2 separate regions of the Homo sapiens genome follow, and region 2 is linked to region 1. Evidence: read pairs that join two places in POLR2A ChIA-PET (ENCODE). Cell type or tissue: Caco-2. All regions are shown on one strand. Links, peaks and the distances in the headings refer to the core of each region. The heading gives the core; the rest is flanking DNA. Region 1 holds the start of ZNF587 (zinc finger protein 587). Region 2 has its middle 8.9 kb from the start of ZNF444.

The links. Peaks named below come from ENCODE experiments on the same cell type or tissue, not always from the same donor. Only the 100,000 strongest peaks of a DNase experiment are listed, where the experiment ranks them.
Region 2: POLR2A ChIA-PET joins it to region 1 with 6 read pairs; 2 of 35 experiments call an interaction of 5 or more read pairs at or near these places.

What each region holds. Positions count from the first base shown.
Region 1 is chr19:57,845,560-57,854,465 of GRCh38, forward strand. ZNF587 (zinc finger protein 587) reads left to right here and starts at 4,300. Exons shown (of 3, transcript NM_032828.4): 1 at 4,300-4,512. The coding sequence starts at 4,480. LOC124904782 (a long non-coding RNA gene) reads right to left here. Exons shown (of 2, transcript XR_007067358.1): 2 at 4,756-5,002. ZNF587B (zinc finger protein 587B) reads left to right here. Exons shown (of 3, transcript NM_001376223.1): 3 at 1-679. RefSeq lists enhancers at 3,898-4,007, 4,078-4,137, 4,308-4,547, 4,598-4,687, 4,742-5,941. In Caco-2, for the core only: no CTCF peak of the experiment used is centred there; DNase peaks (open chromatin) are centred at 4,252, 4,702 and 5,182; H3K4me3 peaks cover 2,018 bases.
Region 2 is chr19:56,127,942-56,136,847 of GRCh38, forward strand. It overlaps a transcript of ZNF444 not described here. Among named protein-coding and RNA genes, the nearest start is that of ZNF444, 8.9 kb to the right of the region's middle. RefSeq lists enhancers at 853-1,022, 890-1,390, 1,391-1,891, 4,415-4,584. In Caco-2, for the core only: no CTCF peak of the experiment used is centred there; DNase peaks (open chromatin) are centred at 4,490, 4,804 and 6,360.

The sequences.
Region 1 (8,906 bases), core at 2,154-6,153:
GAAATGACCTTCCTGCTACATCAATATTTGCTTCTATGGAGGCTAGTTTCCCCACTTAGGGCATGAGAAGAATTGGTAAAGTCAACATAAAATTGCCAAACCTGTCACCAAAAATGATGGCAAATCTGTATTTTTCTCTTAAACCGTGTTATAAAAGCTGTAATAAGGTATAGGCTGAGCATCATGGCTCATGCCTGTATTCCCAGCACTTTGGGAGGCCAGATTCCTTGAGACCAGTGTGGGGAACATGGCAAAACCTTGTCTCTAGGAAAAATAGCCAGGTATGGTGGCATGTACCTTAGTCTTAGTGATGTGGGAGGATTGCTTGAGCCTGGGAGGCAGAAGTTGCAGTGAGCTAAGATTGCAACGCTGCAGTCCAGCCTGGGTGATAGAGTGAGACCCCATCTTAAAAATAAAATAAAGATATAAATGACATCCAATAAAGTACACATATTTGAGCTGTAGGATAAGTCTTGAATTTTATTATAATCCCGTGAAACCATCATCAGAGTCACCATAATGAATTTATCTAATCTATCACCTTTGTATTTACTTGGAGCCTTTATAAAGTTTTTCTCTCTGCTCTTCAAACAACCATTGATTTACTTTGCTGTATGATGGAGTACTTTCCATTTTCTGGAATTTTCTGACTGATGTAATAAAGTGTTTCCTCTTATAATCCCTGGGTGCTCTCCTGCATCATGCTTATTTTGATGTCATTGTAGATATATGAGTTGTTCATTCGTTTTATGTTGCTGAGAAGTATAGTCTGCCGTGAAATGTCATTGTATATTCATTCATTCATCCATCCATTTATGGATATTTTAGTTGCTGCATACTTTTTTTTTTTTTTTTTTTCAAGACTCTCTACCAGGTTGGAGTGCAGTGGTGTGATTTTGGCTCATTGCAACCTCCACCTCCCAGGTTCAAGTGAGTCTCCCACCTCAGCCTCCCACGTAGCTGGGATTACATGCGTAAGCCATCATGCCCAGCTGTTTTTTGTATTTTTAGTAGAGATGGGGTTTCACTGTGTTACCGGGTTCATCTCAAACTCTGGGCCTCAAGTGATCTGCCTGCATTGGCCTACAAAAGTGCTCAGATTACAGGCCTGAGCCATGAGCCACCGCACCTGTAATTGATTCTGAGGCCAGGCACGATGGCTCACGCCTATAATCCCAGCACTTTGGGAAGCGCAGGTGGGTGGATCACTTGAGGTCAGGAGTTTGAGACCAGGCTGGCCAACATGGTGAATCCCCATCTGTACTAAAAATACAGAAATTAGCCAGGCATGGTGGCGCATGCCTGTAATCCCAGCTACTCACTCAGGAGGCTGAGGCAGGAGAATCACTTGAACCCAGGAGGCAGAGGTTACAGTGAGCTGAGATCACACCACTGCACTCCAGCCTGCGCAACAGAGTGAGACTCTGTTTCAAAAAAGAAAAAAAAAAATTTATTCTGAGATAATCCCAGTTCCCAGTGTGAAACTATTCCTGCAGTCACTGGAAAATAATAACCACTTTCTTGTAAGGAGATGAAATTTTGGAGCTCAGATGCCGTGTTTATATTGTTATTCAGATGGCCTTTTTAACCTGTGCTTTAATGGTGAAAGTTGTAGCGACTGATGTGTGTACCACAATGGCATTGGCTAAGTTGCTCGTCCTTTGAGATAGATGTCAATGTGATTAAAGAAATTGAGTACACCTTAGCATATGAATTAAGAAACATATTGACATAGTGATCCTCATAGTGACATAGATCAGCAGGACTTGTGTTCTGAGCACTGGTCATGACCCTGCTCATGATGAAACAGGATCTGGTCAAAACAGGATGCACTAAAGAAACCAGCTGAAAGCAGTAAAACTAAGATGGCAAGAATATGAACTCTAGTTACCCTCATTGCCTCACTGCTCATTATATGCTCATTATAATGTATTAGCATGCTAAAAGACACTCCCACCAGCACCATGGCCGTTTACAAATGCTATGGCAATGCCCAGAAGCTACCTCATGTAGTTTAAAAGAGAAGGAACCCCTGGTTCTGGGAACTCCCCACTCTTTTTCTAGAAAATTCATGAATAACCCACCTCTTATTTAGCACATAATTAAGGAGTAGCTATAAATATAGCTAGCCAACAATCCACGGGTGCTACTTTGCCTGTGGAGTAGCCCTGCTCTGTCTGTGGAGCAGCCATTTTCCTGTTCTCTTGCTCTCATAAACTTGCTTTGCCTTCACTTTACACTCTTGGCTTGCTCTTGAATTATTTCCTTTATGAAGCCAGGAACCCTCCTGGATTGAGCCCCAATTTTGGGATTTGCTAGCATCACTAGAGCAATTTTCTGTGGGAACCAGTGGCCAACTGCCAGCTTCACTACCTGCTTCAGGGTGTACCAACATCCGTCTATTTCCCTGTCATTAGATCTTTATTATTATTTTATTTTTTTGAGACGGAGTCTAGCTCTGTCGCCAGGCTGGAGTGCAGTCATGCGATCTCAGCTCATTGCAACCTCTGCCTCCAGAGTTCAGGCGATTCTCCTGCCTCAGCCTCCCGAGTAGCTGGGACTACAGGTGTCTGCCACCATGCCCAGCAATTTTTTTAACATGGGTTTTGCTGTGTTAGCCAGGATGGTCTTGATCTCCTGACTTCATGATCTGTCCACCTCGGCCTCCCAAAGTGCTGGGATTACAGGCGTGAGCAACCGTGCCCGGCTAATTTTTTTATTTTTATTAGAGATGGGGTTTCACCATATTGGTCAGGCTGGTCTCGAACTCCTGACCTCATGATCCACCTGACTCAGCCTCCCAAAGTGTTGGGATTATAGGCATGAGCCACTGCACCCAGCAATTTATTTATTTTTTATTTTTTATTTTTTTTGAGACAGAGTCTCACTCCTGTTGCCCAGGCTGGAGTGCAATGGCATGATCTCGACTCATCGCAACCTCCACCTCCAGGGTTCAAGTAATTCTCCTACCTCAGCCTCCCGAGTAGCTGGAATTGGAGGCATGCAGCACCATGCCTGGAAAATTTTGTACTTTCAGTAGAGACACGGTTTCTCCATGTTGGCCAGGCTGGTCTCGAACTCCCGACCTCAGGTGATCCACCTGCCTTGGCCTCCCAAAGTGCTGGGATTACAGGTGTGAGCCACCATGTCTGGCCTTTATTTTTATTTTTTGTGGGTATATAGTAGTGTATATATTTGTAGATTACATTAGATATTTTGATGTAGCCATGCCATATGTGATAATCACATAGGGTAAATGGGGTCTCAGTCACCTCAACATTTATCCTCTGTATTATAAACAGTCCAGTTATACTCTTTTAGTTATTTTTAAATATATAATTAAATTATTTTGACTATAGCCACCCTGTTATGGTAGCAAATATTAGGTCTTATTCATTTTTGCTCACTGTTTTTTGTACCCATCCTGTCATCATGTCTTATGGAGAATTTTCTTTTGTTCCCAACAAAACAATGAAACTCGCAAAACTGACTGTAATGATTCAGTCTACGTGAATTTAAAGAGCAATCAATACTTAATGTTCTCAGCTCTGAGTGCACACATTGTAAGTCTGAATGATGCCAATGATATGGCCACTTAGATAAGTAAAGTTTGGGAGCATCTCAAATAGTATTTTTATTCTCTGGGTGCAGGATGAGCTTCCTAGAGTCTGATGTGATACCTATTTGATGCTTTTACAAAGAATCAATAATCTTCCTCCTTTGAGGTGTGAGCAGGGCTTTCCAGCAGCCCTCAGAATGTAACATGGTCTGCATTCGGTTTGCTCTTGGAGGATACCACCATTGTTGGCTGAGAGCTCTGGGAAGTACTTTACCCAGAAGGCGCTAGTTGCAAGGCCCAGGATGAGGGATTTCTGGGCATGCTTGTCAGGCCAGGGAGTACTGGGTTGGGACTGAGAAGGCACAAGAGGAGTAGTCATCTCTGCTCCCAAGTGGCAGGTCTGAGGCTCATAGGCACTGGCTGGGGTGATGCCTGCTCCACCCACAGTTGATGGCAGCAGCCACACTGAGGGACCTAGCTCAGGTAAATGCTGTGTATTACAGGCTTCACCCCAGCTAGAGTAATACAGGTAGAGGAACCAATAGGTACAAAGGCTTGGAGGTGCATCTGAGCCATGAACATTTCAGAACCTGGTAACCATGTTGTGTCATGGAAAGTGGGGAACTACATTACCCAGAAAGCTCTGCTTTAAACGACAGCCGGTCAGAGCCAGTGAGCACTCGGAAAGAAGGCATTTCCACGTGTGCACGTAACGTAAGGCCGAGACTTCCGGGGTCTCTAGTAGCGGCTGTGTATCGGCGATGCGGGTGTTTCCCCAGTTTGTGGCCCCTGAGTGCTGGGTGGGACCGCGGTGACTGAACCTAGAAGGTGGAGAGGAATCGTCCTCGGTGCCCAGAGGCGGCTCTGCAGCCCCGTGACGGCGACCACTGCTCCCGGGCCGTGCTTCCCCAAGTAGTCCGATGGCAGCGGCTGTGCCGAGGCGCCCAACTCAGGTAATTGTGGTGCCTTCTGTGCCCTCAGGTCACCCCATCGTCACCCAGGTCCTAAACCAGCGAGGGAGCGGCTCCTGCTCGTGGGTCTGTAGCCGGTACCCGGCGTAGGAACACTGAGGCGCTCACAGGAGGCCTCTCCTTGTAACCGTCCAGTGGGTTCACGTTGCCAGCTGCCTAGACAGAGCCGATTTATGAAGACTGGGGAATTGCGATGGAGAAATAGTAATTCACGCAGAGCCGTCCTGCTGTTCGGGAGACAGGAGTTTTATTATTCAAATCAGTCTCCCTGAGCATTCTGGGATCAGAGTTTTCAAAATTTGGCGGGTAGGGGCTTGGGAAGTGGGGAGTGCTGATCAGTCTGGTTGGAGATGGATTCATAGGGGGTTAAAGTGAGTTTTTCATGCTGTTTTCTGTTCTGGGTGGGATGGCAGAACTGATTGACCCAGATTACCGGTCTGTGTGTTGTCCGCTGATCCATCCAGTGCAGGATCTGCAAAATGCCCCAAGCACTGATCTTAGATATTGGGGAAACCAGCCCCACACCACCCAGCAGATACCCCGAGTCCTGCGGAGACAAAGGAGTTAGAAAGAGACAGAATACGCATTTAAAAGGCGGGTCCAGGTGGCCAGAGCATTGGAGGCTTCCTGGCGGCCCAGAGCTCTTGGGCTCCACCCAGTTTATTGGTTTACAAGCTCTTTGTTCTTATGGCTGATTGGAGGGGGAGGAAGCGATCAGGAAAAGGATTAATCAGTAAAGGAGAACTCGTGAGTCATTCCATAAGATGTAAAGCACTGGCCGTTTCTGTGAATTTCCTTGAACAAAGGCGTGTGTCTAAACTACTTAAGATCTTTAACTTAACTGAAACGGGTGGCTGCGGGTTTCAGGAGGAGCCAAGATGTTTGATTATGCTCCACTGCTTCAAGGGAGTGTGATCTCCCTGAGCAACCCATGGAATGCTGCTGAAGAGTTATGCTCTCGGGGCATAAAGACATGAAGGCAATAAGGAGACTTTTCTCCTCAGAGGCCGCCCATGGCTTCCCATGGGTGTCTCACACAGGGGAGACCAACTCAACTAGCACCCCAGAAACTCACATTAGGTTTTACAATAGTAAGGTTATCTTCAGGAGCAACTTGGGGAGGTTCAGACTCTTGGAGCCAGAAGCTGCATGACCCCTAAACCGTAATTTCTATTCTTGTAGCTAATTTGTTAGTCCTGCAAAGACAGGCTGGTCCCCAGGCAAGAAAGGGGTCTTTTCAGGAAAGGGCTATTATCAATTTTGTTTCAGAGTGAAACCATGAACTGAATTCTTTTCCAAAGTTAATTCAGCCTATGCCCAGGAATGAAAAAAGACGGCTGAAAGGTTGGAAGCAAGATGGAGTCGGTTAGGTCTGATTTCTTTCACTGTCATAATTTCGTCAGTTATAATTTTGCAAAGTCGGTTTCACCTGTTTCTGACACCAGTGGGATGCAGTGGGGAGAGTGACAGGCACAGGTAGGGGTGCAGGCAATGGCCTGCAGATGGACAGAGCTGGAAGGATGGAACCTGGGGTTCACAGGCATCTGTCAGGAACAACGTGTGAGATGGAGCTCTTCCTGGTAGAGCAAGCAGGCCAGGGGCTGTGCATTCATCATGAGGATTCTAGAAGCCATGGAGAGTTTTGAAGAAAGGAGGGACATGATCCAAATCCAGGCTTTTAAGAAGTTTCCCAAAGGCCAATCAAAGGAAGAACATCATAGAGAGAGAGGATGAGGACTTTGGGGCCTTGGGAGGTTGAATCCGTTTTGTAGATCACATAGATGGTAGAGATGACATTTTGCACTGAGAAAAGCAGGTCAGACAACCAGCCTTAGGGTTACCTGGTTCCAGGGACAAGAAAGGGTTCAGGGAGTCCTGAGCTTATCAAATCCTGTGACATGTTTGTAATGTCTGCCTTTCCCCTCAGGCACTCCTGGCTGCAGAAGCACTTAGGGAACCCACACAGGGAAGTGGAGGGTGTTCCATTCCCTCATTGGTCCTGACGCCATCTACAGGTTCTCTAGCTTGTGGTGTCCTGGGACTCTTAAGTGCCATTTTTTTCAGTCCTTTGATCCGAGGACCCTGGAGAATCTCTGAAGCCAGGATACCAAGTCCATGACAGGTTATATGGAGGTATTCCCATTTCTGTCAACCAATGTAAACACCCTTGTAAGATTAACCCAGGATTTGCTACCAGGTTGTGAAATGCTTAGAGATAAAACGGATCAAAGTCAGGAGGTGATATTACCACAGTTCTACCTGGCTACAGGCTTCATCTGGCTGGACCTTGTTGCATAGACTGTGGGTTGAGGGAAGAGGAAGAAAGGTCAGAGATAAGGCTCCTGCCATAATCCAGGTGAGGGTTAATGGATCAGATAAGTGGTAAATCACATGGGTCTGGATTCAGGATTCACTTTTTGTAAAGAGACAGCTAGGTTTTCTTTTTTTTTTCTTAACGTGGAATTTCAGTCTTGTTGCCCAGGCTGGAGTGCAATGGCGCAATCTTGGGCTCACTGGAGCCTCTGCCTCCCAGGTTCAAGCAATTCTCCTGCCTCAGCATTCAAGGTAGCTGGCATTACAGGCACCCACCATCATGCCCAGCTAATTTTTGTATTTTTAGTAGAGACGAGGTTTTACCATGTTGGCCAGGCTGGTCTCGAACTCCTGACCTCAAGTGATCGTCACATCTCGGCCTCCCAAAGTGCTGGGATTATAGGCATGGACCAATGCGCCCAGCCGAGACAGCTAGGCTTTTTTTTTTTTTTTTTTTTTTTTTTTTTTGAGACGGAGTTTCACTCTCTTGTCCAGCCTGGAGTCTAGTGGCACAATCTCAGCCCACTGCAACCTTCACCTCCTGGGCTCAAGTGATTCTCCTGCCTCAGCCTCCTGAGTAGCTGGGATTACAGGCATGTACCACCACACTCGGCTAATTTTTCTATTTTTAGTAAAGTCGGGGTTTCACCATGTTGGCCAGGCTAGTCTCAAACTCCTGACCTCAGGAGATTCGCTGGCCTCTGCCTCCCCAAGTGCTGGGATTATAGGCACGAGCCACCATGCCTTGCAGACAGCTAGATTTTCTAATGTGGATGATAGGAGCATGAAAGAGGAATCGGGCATGAGCCCAAGGTTTTTGATCTTAGCAGCTGTAACCATGCACACTGCTTCAGCTGAGATGACGTTGGTATTGACATAATATTCACTGTGGATATCCAGAGGGTTGTTTTGGCCATATGAAGAATCAGAGACCAATAAGTGGTGGCATCAAATCGATAACTAGACATACTGGATGGGGTATCTGGGAGGGTGTTGATACTGGAGACATCCAATATATGAAAGCTAATGAGTGAACTATGATTAGTTATGGGTCCATTTAGGAGGACATGCTTCAGATTATGGTGGTAAATCTTTTCAGGGGGCAGAAAGGTGTGATTACAGGCTGAGGACTGGATCTCTTACTTACGTCCTCAATTGATGTTATTGGGCTTCCTAAACACCTGAGAGGGTGTGAGTGACCATCATAACAGGACATTTAATACAGTAGAGTTTGGAAGGGGACATAGACATCCAAAGAGATAATAGAGAAGAGATAGATGCATGCAGAAGCACAGGAGTAATTCAGGGAAGATGACACTTAGGCCTGAGTTGGTGCCAAAGTTGTAACTTTTTTGTTTTTTTTTTTTTTTCAGATGGAGTTTCGCTCTTGTTGCCCAAGCTGGAGTGCAATGGTGCCATCTCGGCTCACTGCAACCTCCACCTCCTGGGTTCAAGCAATTCTCCTGCCTCAGCCTCCCAAGTAGCTAGTATTACAGGCACCTGCCACCACAGCAGGCTAATTTTTGTATTTTCGGTAGAGACAGGGTTTCACCATGCTGACCAGGCTAGTCTTGAACTCCTGACCGGGTGATCTGCCTGCCTCGGCCTCAAAGTGCTGGAATTGCAGGCGTGAGCCACTGTGCCTGGCCAGTTGTAACTATTTATCACTGTCTGGACTCATAAACATTTTGAGATGACTTTGGGAGTGCCTGGGGAGTTTCATTCAGCCTGGTGCATATGGGCAGTGAAAAATATGCTCATCTGTGATAGTAGATGTGGTTTGGTTCACAAATCCAGGGGCTGGGCTTTAAACGGCATTAGGTGGACAGAGGAGGGTTGCTACAGCTGAGGTCTCAGCTGGTGCAGCACAAAAGTGAAATAGGGCCATGGCTATCTGAAGCCATATGTGGTTCTGTGTGGCTATGGAGTCATTCCAGGAGACGTTCACAGGATGATTTGGGATTACCACTGCTATTGTAAACCATGGAAATTCTGTGTTAATATTGGATGCTATTTGTATTTGTCAAGCATAGTCTGGATGCTTATCCACATTTTGGTATAAG
Region 2 (8,906 bases), core at 2,701-6,700, 1.7 Mb before region 1:
TGAAATGTTGGCTGGGCGTGGTGGCTCACATCTGTAATCCCAGCACTTTGGGAGGCCAAGGCAGGAGGATCACTTGAGGCCATGAGTTGGAGACCAGCCTAGGCAACATAGCAAGACTCCATCTCTACAAAAAAAAATTAGGTGTGGTGGCGCAAGCCTGAGGTCCCAGCTATTCAGGAGGCTGAGACAGGAGGATTGCTTGAGCCCAGGAGGTTGAGGCTGCAGTGAGCCATGGTGGTGCCACTGCACTCCAGCCTTGGTGACAGAGCAAGACCCTGTTTCAAAAATAATAATGATAATAATCATCAAATGTTTATCTCACTGAAATGCATTTCCAAATACATTTATTAAAGAATAAATCCTCAACTTAAATGGAATTGTCCATCCATTGCACTTTGTCCTGTAAAACTTTTTTTTTTTTTTTGAGACCGAGTTTTACTCTTTCCCCCAGGTTGGAGGGCAGTGGTGTGATCTCCGCTCACCGCAACGTCCCCCTCCCAGTTTCAAGTGATTCTCCCGCCTCAGCCCCCCGAGTAGCTGGGATTACAGGAGTCCGCCACCACACCCAGCTAATTTTTGTATTTTTAGTAGAGACTGGGTTTCAACATGTTGGCCAGGCTGGCCTCGAACTCCTGACCTCATGATCCACCTGCCTCAGCCTCCCAAAGTGCTGGGATTACAGGTGTGAGCCACTGCACTCAGCCTGTCCTCTAAAACTCGTGATGCCAAGGCGAAAAACATTGACCAATCCAAACACCCAAAGACCTCCTTAACTATAAAGCTTATTTTCATTTAATGAGAAAAATATATTATGACCCTTTAGGCATCAGTTCATTTCAAGCGAATCCTTCTGTGGTAAAGACAAAATGAGATGAAAAATTAACGAGAGCTCTTAAATAAATCGTAAAACCTGTTAAACTTTCTCTCCAGGTGGTGGGTTGTTCCCAGTGCTATAAAAGTTCAGTATAAATTCCAAGCGGTTTTGAGGAACACTTCCACCTGGTTTCTTCTTGTTGCTACAGGAGTTTATTTATCCGGGACAGTTTTTCCTGACATTATTGCACACAGTAAAATGTCTGAGGCTGCTGGTTATTTTATTTTATTTTATTTTATTTTATTTTATTTTATTTTATTTTATTTTATTTTATTTTTCGAGATGGAGTCTCGCTCTGTCACCCAGGCTGGAGTGCAGTGGCGCGTTCTCGGCTCACTGCAAGCTCCGCCTCCCGGGTTCACACCATTCTCCTGCCTCAGCCTCCTGAGTAGCTGGGACTGCAGGCGCCCGCCACCACGTCCGGCTAATTTTTTGTATTTTTAGTAGAGATGGGGTTTCACCGTGTTAGCCAGGATGGTCTCGATCTCCTGACCTCGTGATCCGCCCGCCTCGGCCTCCCAAAGTGCTGGGATTACAGGCGTGAGCCACTGTGCCTGGCCGAGGTTGCTGGTTAGAGCTCACAGACCCCTGCCTATCCAAAGGGGCTGCTTGGAGAAGTGGCACCAGTCTTCGTGAAGGTCAGACAGCCTGGGCCATAATTCTCAGCCCCGTCTCCTGAAGGCTGTGCAGTGTGGTGAGGAGAGAGAGACAGGCTTTGGACCCCTCCGATCCTCTGTGGAATGGCCAGAAATAGCACAGGAGGTCCTCAATGTCCCAGAGTAACTGGCACTGGGAAAAGAGCACTTAATACAGCAGCCCGTATTTTATATTTATGCAAGACAGTTATTTCCATGTTTGTTTGGGATTCTCGACAAATGAAACAACAACAAAAAAACACATCATTTTAAGAAAATACAGGCTGAGCCGGGTGCAGTGGCTCATGCCTGTAATCCCAGCACTTTGGGAAGCCAAGGTGGGTGGATCACGAGGTCAGGAGTTCAAGACTAGCCTGGCCAAGATGGTGAAACCCCATCTCTACTAAAAATACAAAAAAATTAGCCGGGTGTGGTGGCGAGCACCTGTTATCCCAGCTACTCGGGAGGCTGGCGCAGAGAATTGCTTGAACCCAGGAGGTGGAGGTTGCAGTGAGCTGAGACTGCGCCACTGCACTCCAGCCTGGGCAACAGAGTGAGACTCCATCTCAAAAAACAAAACAAAACAAAAAACAAAATGAAACAAAAAAAAAAACAGAAAACAATGTATCAACAAAGATATGTTTAAATAAAAACATACGTAAAATAAGGCTTGTGTTGACAAACATGTGGCCAGAGGCTCACAGGAAGCCAACGCAGTGTTTCCCTAGGAGCGTTGATTCAGTGTTCCCTGATGAGATGTTCATGGTGGCTTGACAGAATTACCAGGAATGCTGAGAATCGACTCCTGGTTGATTTTGTTGTATATTTAACAAAATGTAAGCAACAACTGCAGTGATGAATGTATGCCCCGATTCTTAGAAAAATCAAAACATGAATGAGGTGCGGATTTGTACAGTTTCCCCGATGTGACTTTCACAGCACAGTTATAAAGAGGGGACATTTGCACTTTGTGGGTCTCACCAGTGGATGTTTTTACTGCTGTGATAACTTCATTCCTGGCAGCAATCAGATGATGACTTTTTGTTTTTTGTTTTTGTTTTTGTTTTTGTTTTGAGATGGAGTCCCGCTCTGTCGCCCAGGCTGGAATGCAGTGGTGCGATCTTGGCTCACTGCAACCTCCGCCTCCAGTGTTCAAGCAATTCTCCTGCCTCAGCCTCCTGAGTAGCTGGGATTACACGTGTGCACCACCACACCTGGCTAATTTTTGTATTTTTAGTGGAGACGGGGTTTCACCATGTTGGCCAGGCTGGCCTCGAACTCCTGACCTCAGGTGATCTGCCTGCCTTGGCCTCCCAAAGTGCTGGGATTACAGGCATGGGCCATCACGCCTGGCCGGAAGATGACTCTTTGGATAATGTACCCTATATTGTCTGACCCTGTTAGGGCAAACACCTCACAGGTGTGGCCAGTGCTAAATGAGATGCATGAAGCCGCTAAACCCAGTGCTCAGACACATAAGAAGTGCTCACAACCGTGAGTAGTTATTACCATTATGGCGATTGTCTAAAGTGGAATGGAGAAGTGTCTCAGTCTGGGTTCGAGAGAGGAAACAGGTAAATAGACCCCACGCCAGGTATTTTATCTACCAAAGGGTTTAATGTAGGGAATTAAATGTTCACAAAATTATTGAATGGGCTGAGCCTCCTGCGATAACTCAGAGAACCACACGGAACTGTCCCAGCAAGGAGCCACCGCCTTTGAGGACTCATCTGTAGCTCTGAGTTCCAGAACATATCCCCAGAGCTGTGATCCAGGGGCCAAAAGCTGCCACCTGAGGTCCGGGAAGTCAGAGAATGGCCCTGACTGCCTGCCGTGGAGACACCTCATATTCCACTGTTATACTTGCCAGGAGGAACAGTGCAAGAGGGGCAAGAGAAGCGGGGGAATGAAAATGGGCCCTGCTGGCAGCCAAGTCATGATGTTCCAAGCAAGCAAGAATAGGGTTGTGGGCTGGGCGTGGTGGCTCACGCCTGTAATCCCAGCACTTTGGGAGGCCGAGGCGGGTGGATCACAAGGTCAGGAGTTCAAGACCAGCCTGGCCAACATGGTGAAACCCCGTCTCTAATAAAATACAAAAATTAGCCAGGCGTGGTGGCGGGCGCCTGTAATCCCAGCTACTCAGGAGGCTGAGGCAGGAGAATCGCTTGAGCCTGGGAGGTGGAGGTTGCAGTGAGCCAAGATGGGGCCATTGCACTCCAGCCTGAGTGACAGAGCGAGACTCGTTCTCAAAAAAAAAAAAAATTGTGTTCTGTACAAAGAGTCACACCACAACAGCAAAAAATTCAACACCTTCCTTCCTCTGACAACATCACATTCTTTACTGCTACTTCCTTACCATTGAAAACGCAACCCTGCGCTATCTTCCTGCCTTCAGGGCAAAAATTAAAGAGAAGAGCTGGGCATGGTCGCTCACGCCTGTAATCCCAGCCACTTGGGAGGCTGAAGCAGGAGGATCACTTGAGGCCAGGAGTTCAAGATCAGCTTGGGCAACATAACAAGACCCTATCTCTGTAATTAGAAAAAAAATTGAAGCCGGGTGCGGTGGCTCACACCTGTAATCCCAGCACTTATGGGAGGCCAAGGCGGGTGGATCACAAGAGGCCAGGAGTTCGAGACTAGCTTGGCCAACATTGCGAAATCCTGTCTCTACTAAACATACAAAAATTAGCTGGGCATGGTGGCCTGTGTCTATAATTCCAGCTACTCAGGAGGCTGAGGCATGAGAATCCCTTGTACCTGAGAGGCTGAGGTTGCAGTGAGCCAAGATCGCGCCACTGCACTCCAGCCTGGGCGACAGAGCAAGACTGTCTCAAAAAAAAAAAAAAAAAAATTATGGAGGAATCCAATCAGTGCATTGCCCGGCTTCTTAAGCCTTCATTAGAACTGCTCTCCACTTCCCCCAACCCCCGGCAGAGCCCTCTAGCACAAGCCCTAACGCTCTGAAAGGCCTCTTCTGACTCTTTGTACAGGGATCCCCTGGAATGCGTCCTCCCTTGCTGAACCAAGATAAATAAACCTCACTGCCAGTGGTTCTTTTGGCCCTTGATCGGCTTTCCGCATCTTACTCGAGTGCACTTAATTAGCAAAGCCCAGTTCAGCCCAGAACTCTAGCTCTCCAGAGGTCTGGGAAATGCAGCTTCAATCTCCAACCGGAGAGATTTCTCTCCAGAGAGTAAAGGGCTGGAAGTGGGGGCGAGACGGAAGCCACAGTATCAACCTCTGAGAAGCCGCGTTCATTCCTGCCAGACATTGCGAGATACAGTTGGGAAGAATTTCCAAGGAATTCTTCTCTGCCTTGGCAGTGAGGGTAAGGTGAGCTTGACTCGCTCCTCCTGTAGGCCCTGCTCACTCTCTGAACATCTAAGGAAGAGGATATATCTGGCCGGTGGAAAACCTGCTGCCGGAGCTGGGTGGACACCTCAGAATGCCCTTCTTTTTTTTCTTTTTCTTTCTTTCTTTCTTTCTTTTTTTTTTTTTTTTTTTTGAGACAGAGTCTCACACTGTTGCCCAGGCTGGAGTGCAGTGGTGCGATCTTGGCTCACTGCAACCTCCACCTCTTAGGTTCAAGCAATTCTTCTGCCTCAGCCTCCCAAGTAGCTGGGATTACAGGCATGGGCCACCATGCCCGGCTTATTTTTGTATTTTTAGTAGAGATGTGGTTTCACCATGTTGGCCAGACTGGTCTCAAACTCCTGACCTCAGGTGATCCACCCACCTCGGCCTCCCAAAGTGTTGGGATTACAGGCGCACACCACCATGCCCGGCTAATTTTTGTATTTTTAGTAGAGACTTGGTTTCACCATGTTGGCTAGACTGGTCTCAAACTCCTGACCTCAGGTGATCCACCCACCTCAGCCTCCCAAAGTGCTGGGATCACAGGCATGAGCCACCGCACCTGGCTAGAATGCCCTTCTTGAGCCTCAGTTTCCTCATCTGTGAGAGAGACTCAGGACACCTGCTGCTGGCCTTAAAACCCGGGTCTCTTGCTGTGTCACCTGGGAAAGTACACCTGCTCCACTGAGCCTCGATTATCCCAACCGTAAAATGGGGTGATTCTCAGGCCGGGCGCGATGGCTCACGCCTGTAATCCCAGCACTTCGGGAGGCCGAGATGGGTGGATCACAAGGTCAGGAGATCAAGACCATCCTGGCTAACATGGTGAAACCCCGTCTCTACTAAAAATACAAAAAAATTAGCCGGGCGTGGTGGCGGGCACCTGTAGTCCCAGCTACTCGGGAGGCTGAGGCAGGAGAATGGCGTGAACCCGGAAGGCGGAGCTTGCAGTGAGCCAAGATCGCGCCACTGCACTCCAGCCTGGGCGACAGAGCAAGACTCCATCTCAAAAAAAAAAAAAAATGGGGTGATTCCTGATGAGCTCTGCTGCCTCGCCGGGGGAGCATGAGGGGGAAGTCAGATAATGGGCAATGTGATCCATCATTAAGCAATTCGTTCATTAATTTCATTATCCTTTCTCAAACGTTTCCTGTTGCCTGGGAAGCCAAAGATGACTCAGGTTCAGATCCAGCCCCCTGGGAGCCTGCACTGCTAGACACAGACTGACATCCATACGCCATCCCCCCTTCTGCTGGTTCTTCCCCTTTCTGCTGGTTCTCCCCCTCACACGCTCACTCAGCTCACTCATGCGTCCATCATCCACTCACCCATAAACCCAACCCGAGCCTCCAGAGATGAACCAAACCCCATCCCTGCCCTGGGGGATCTTAGTGCTTCAAAGCACCATACAAAGAGAAAAACCTTAATTATTATTTGGGGTAATAATTATAGCAGAGCTACAAAGGAGCCGAGAAGCTAGAAGGTATGAGCTAAATTTGCTGTCAAAGGAATTCTCGCCCTCAGGCCTGGGAAGCAGGGTAAGAACCACTTGCCTTCACTCTTATTTACTCATTCACAGGCAGGCCCCAAGCCAGGAGCTGGGTACAGCAGGCAAGGAGGGTTGGTCTCTGTTGCTGAGTCGCTCAGCATGAGGTGGGCGGAGCAGTCACCCAAAAATAGTATATGAAATGGAGAAAGAGGGGGCTCTGCGGAAGCTCCAGTGAGGCACTTGGTCCAGACTTACAGGTGTGGGGGTGGTCTGGGAAGGCTTCCTGGAGGAGGGGACGTCTGATCACAGAGTATTATATGATGTTACCAGATGAAGAAGTGGAGGAAGGACATTTCCAGGAAGTCGTTCCTTCATTTCATTCCTCACCAAGATTTATGGCCCACTTACCATACATTAGGACCTGTCCTAAACGCTGGTGTGCCAACATTGCACAGATCGTCAAGGTGATATTTATGTAAACAGGACCCAGGACAAAATTAAAATGCAGAGCCCTGTGTTTAAAAAAAAAAAAAGTATTAAGAATTTCAAGCTGGGTGTGGTAGCTGTAATCCCAGCTACTCAGGAGGCTGACGCAGGAGGATCTCGTGAGGCCAGGAGTTTGTGAGACCTTATTTCTTTAAAAAAAAAAAATGTCAGGCCGGGCACGGTGCCTCATGCCTGTAATCCCAGCACTTTGGGAGGCCGAGGTGGGTGGATCACGAGGTCAGGAGATCGAGACCATCCTGGCTAACACGGTGAAACCCCGTCTCTACTAAAAATACAAAAAATCAGCCAGGCATGGTGGCAGGCGCCTGTAGTCCCAGCTACTGGGGAGGCTGAGGCAGGAGAATGGCATGAACCCAGGAGGTGGAGCTTGCTGTGAGCCGAGATCGCGCCACTGCACTCCAGCCTGGGTGACAGGGCGAGACTCTGTCTCAAAAAAAAGAAAAAAATGTCAAGATAGCCACAGCTGGGCATTCAACCAAGTGCAGGGCAGCCTGCAACCACACAGGTTGCATCCCATGAAGCTGGCCCCGGATATGTGTGACTTGCTGTCACTTTTGGCTTCAACAACAGACAACTTGACTCAAAATGGCTTGAGGGGACTTACTACTTCATGCCAAGAGAAGCCTGGAGGTAGGGCAGGTCCAGCCACGGTTGGTTAAAATTCAGCTGCCAAACCATGCCATGAAGGATCCAGGTTCCTCCGTCTCACCTCCCTTCCATCCTAAGTGAGGAGCTCCCACTACCAGCCCTCATGGTACCCAGGTGGCTGCCACAGCTTGAAGTGTCACCTGCAGACAGGGCAGGGCTCCAGGGCAACTGTTTCTTCCTGCTTATCAGTTGCTTAAGAGTTGGGAAAACCTTTCCCAGCAGTGCCCCAGCAAATCTGCCTTCAGGTTTCATTAGCCAGAATAGTGTCACATATGTGAGCGTCAACCAATTGCTGGCAAGGAGAAGGGGCACAGCAAAATTGGCTTACACCAATAAGGACCTGCTCCTGGTCAGGCAGGGTGGCTCACACTGGTAATCCCAGCACTTCGGGAGGCTGAGGTGGGTGGGCCTCACTTGAGATCAGAAGATCGACCAGCCTGGCCAACATGGTGAAACCCCGTCTCTACTAAAAATACAAAAAATATTAGCCGGGTGTGGTGGTGCGTGCCTGTAATCCCAGCCACTTGGGAGGCTGAGGCAGGAGAATCGCTTCAACCCAGGAGACAGAGGTTGCAGTGAGCCAAGATCTCACCACTGCACTCCAGCCTGGGTGACAGAGCGAGATTCCGTCTCAAAAAAAAAAAAAAAAAAAAGCTAAAAAAAAAGGACCCGCTCCTTATTGGGCCCTTGGGCCCTTATTAACCACGCTCACCCCCAATCCCAACTCTCTGAGTGTGTTATGACCTCCATTCAAGTGAAGACGCCGATGAGCTGAGATCCCCAGGCTCTCTCGGCTGGGGCATGTTGGGTGGGTTTGGAGCCCTGCCCTCACCCACTGTGCTAGGCCCTCAACTCTGGCTGGACACTGATTCTGTGTACTCTGTCCACCCTCGGATCCTTTGTGCCCATACAACATTTCATCTGTCTCATTATAGGTGTCCAGTTTGTATGAAGTGAACAAATGCTGAGCAGACAATAGCCAGTAGTGAAACAAGCTGTTTTTGTTGCACGGATGTGGGGAGGGAGGGAAGAGTCAACTTTGCATTTGAGCTGGGCTTGCTTTTATCAGCGACTCCACTGGAGTTAAGTAAGAATAGCAAGTGTTTATTGAACTCGTACTCCCTGCCAGGTAGCCTTCCGAGTGCTTTGCGTGTATTAACTCATGAATCCTCCCAAGCACCCTGTGAAGCGGCGACTATTCTAGAGTGCAGGTAGAAGGTACCGATGCATAGGAGTGCGCCTTTGCATCCCCTGGAGGCCTTGTTGAAGTAAATCGCTGGGCCCCCTGCTAGAGTTGCTGATTCAGTCTGAGGCAGAGACCGAGAATCTGCATTTCTTTTTTTCTTTTTTTAGACGGAGTTTCACTCTTGTTGCCCAGGCTGGAGTGCAATGGCACGAT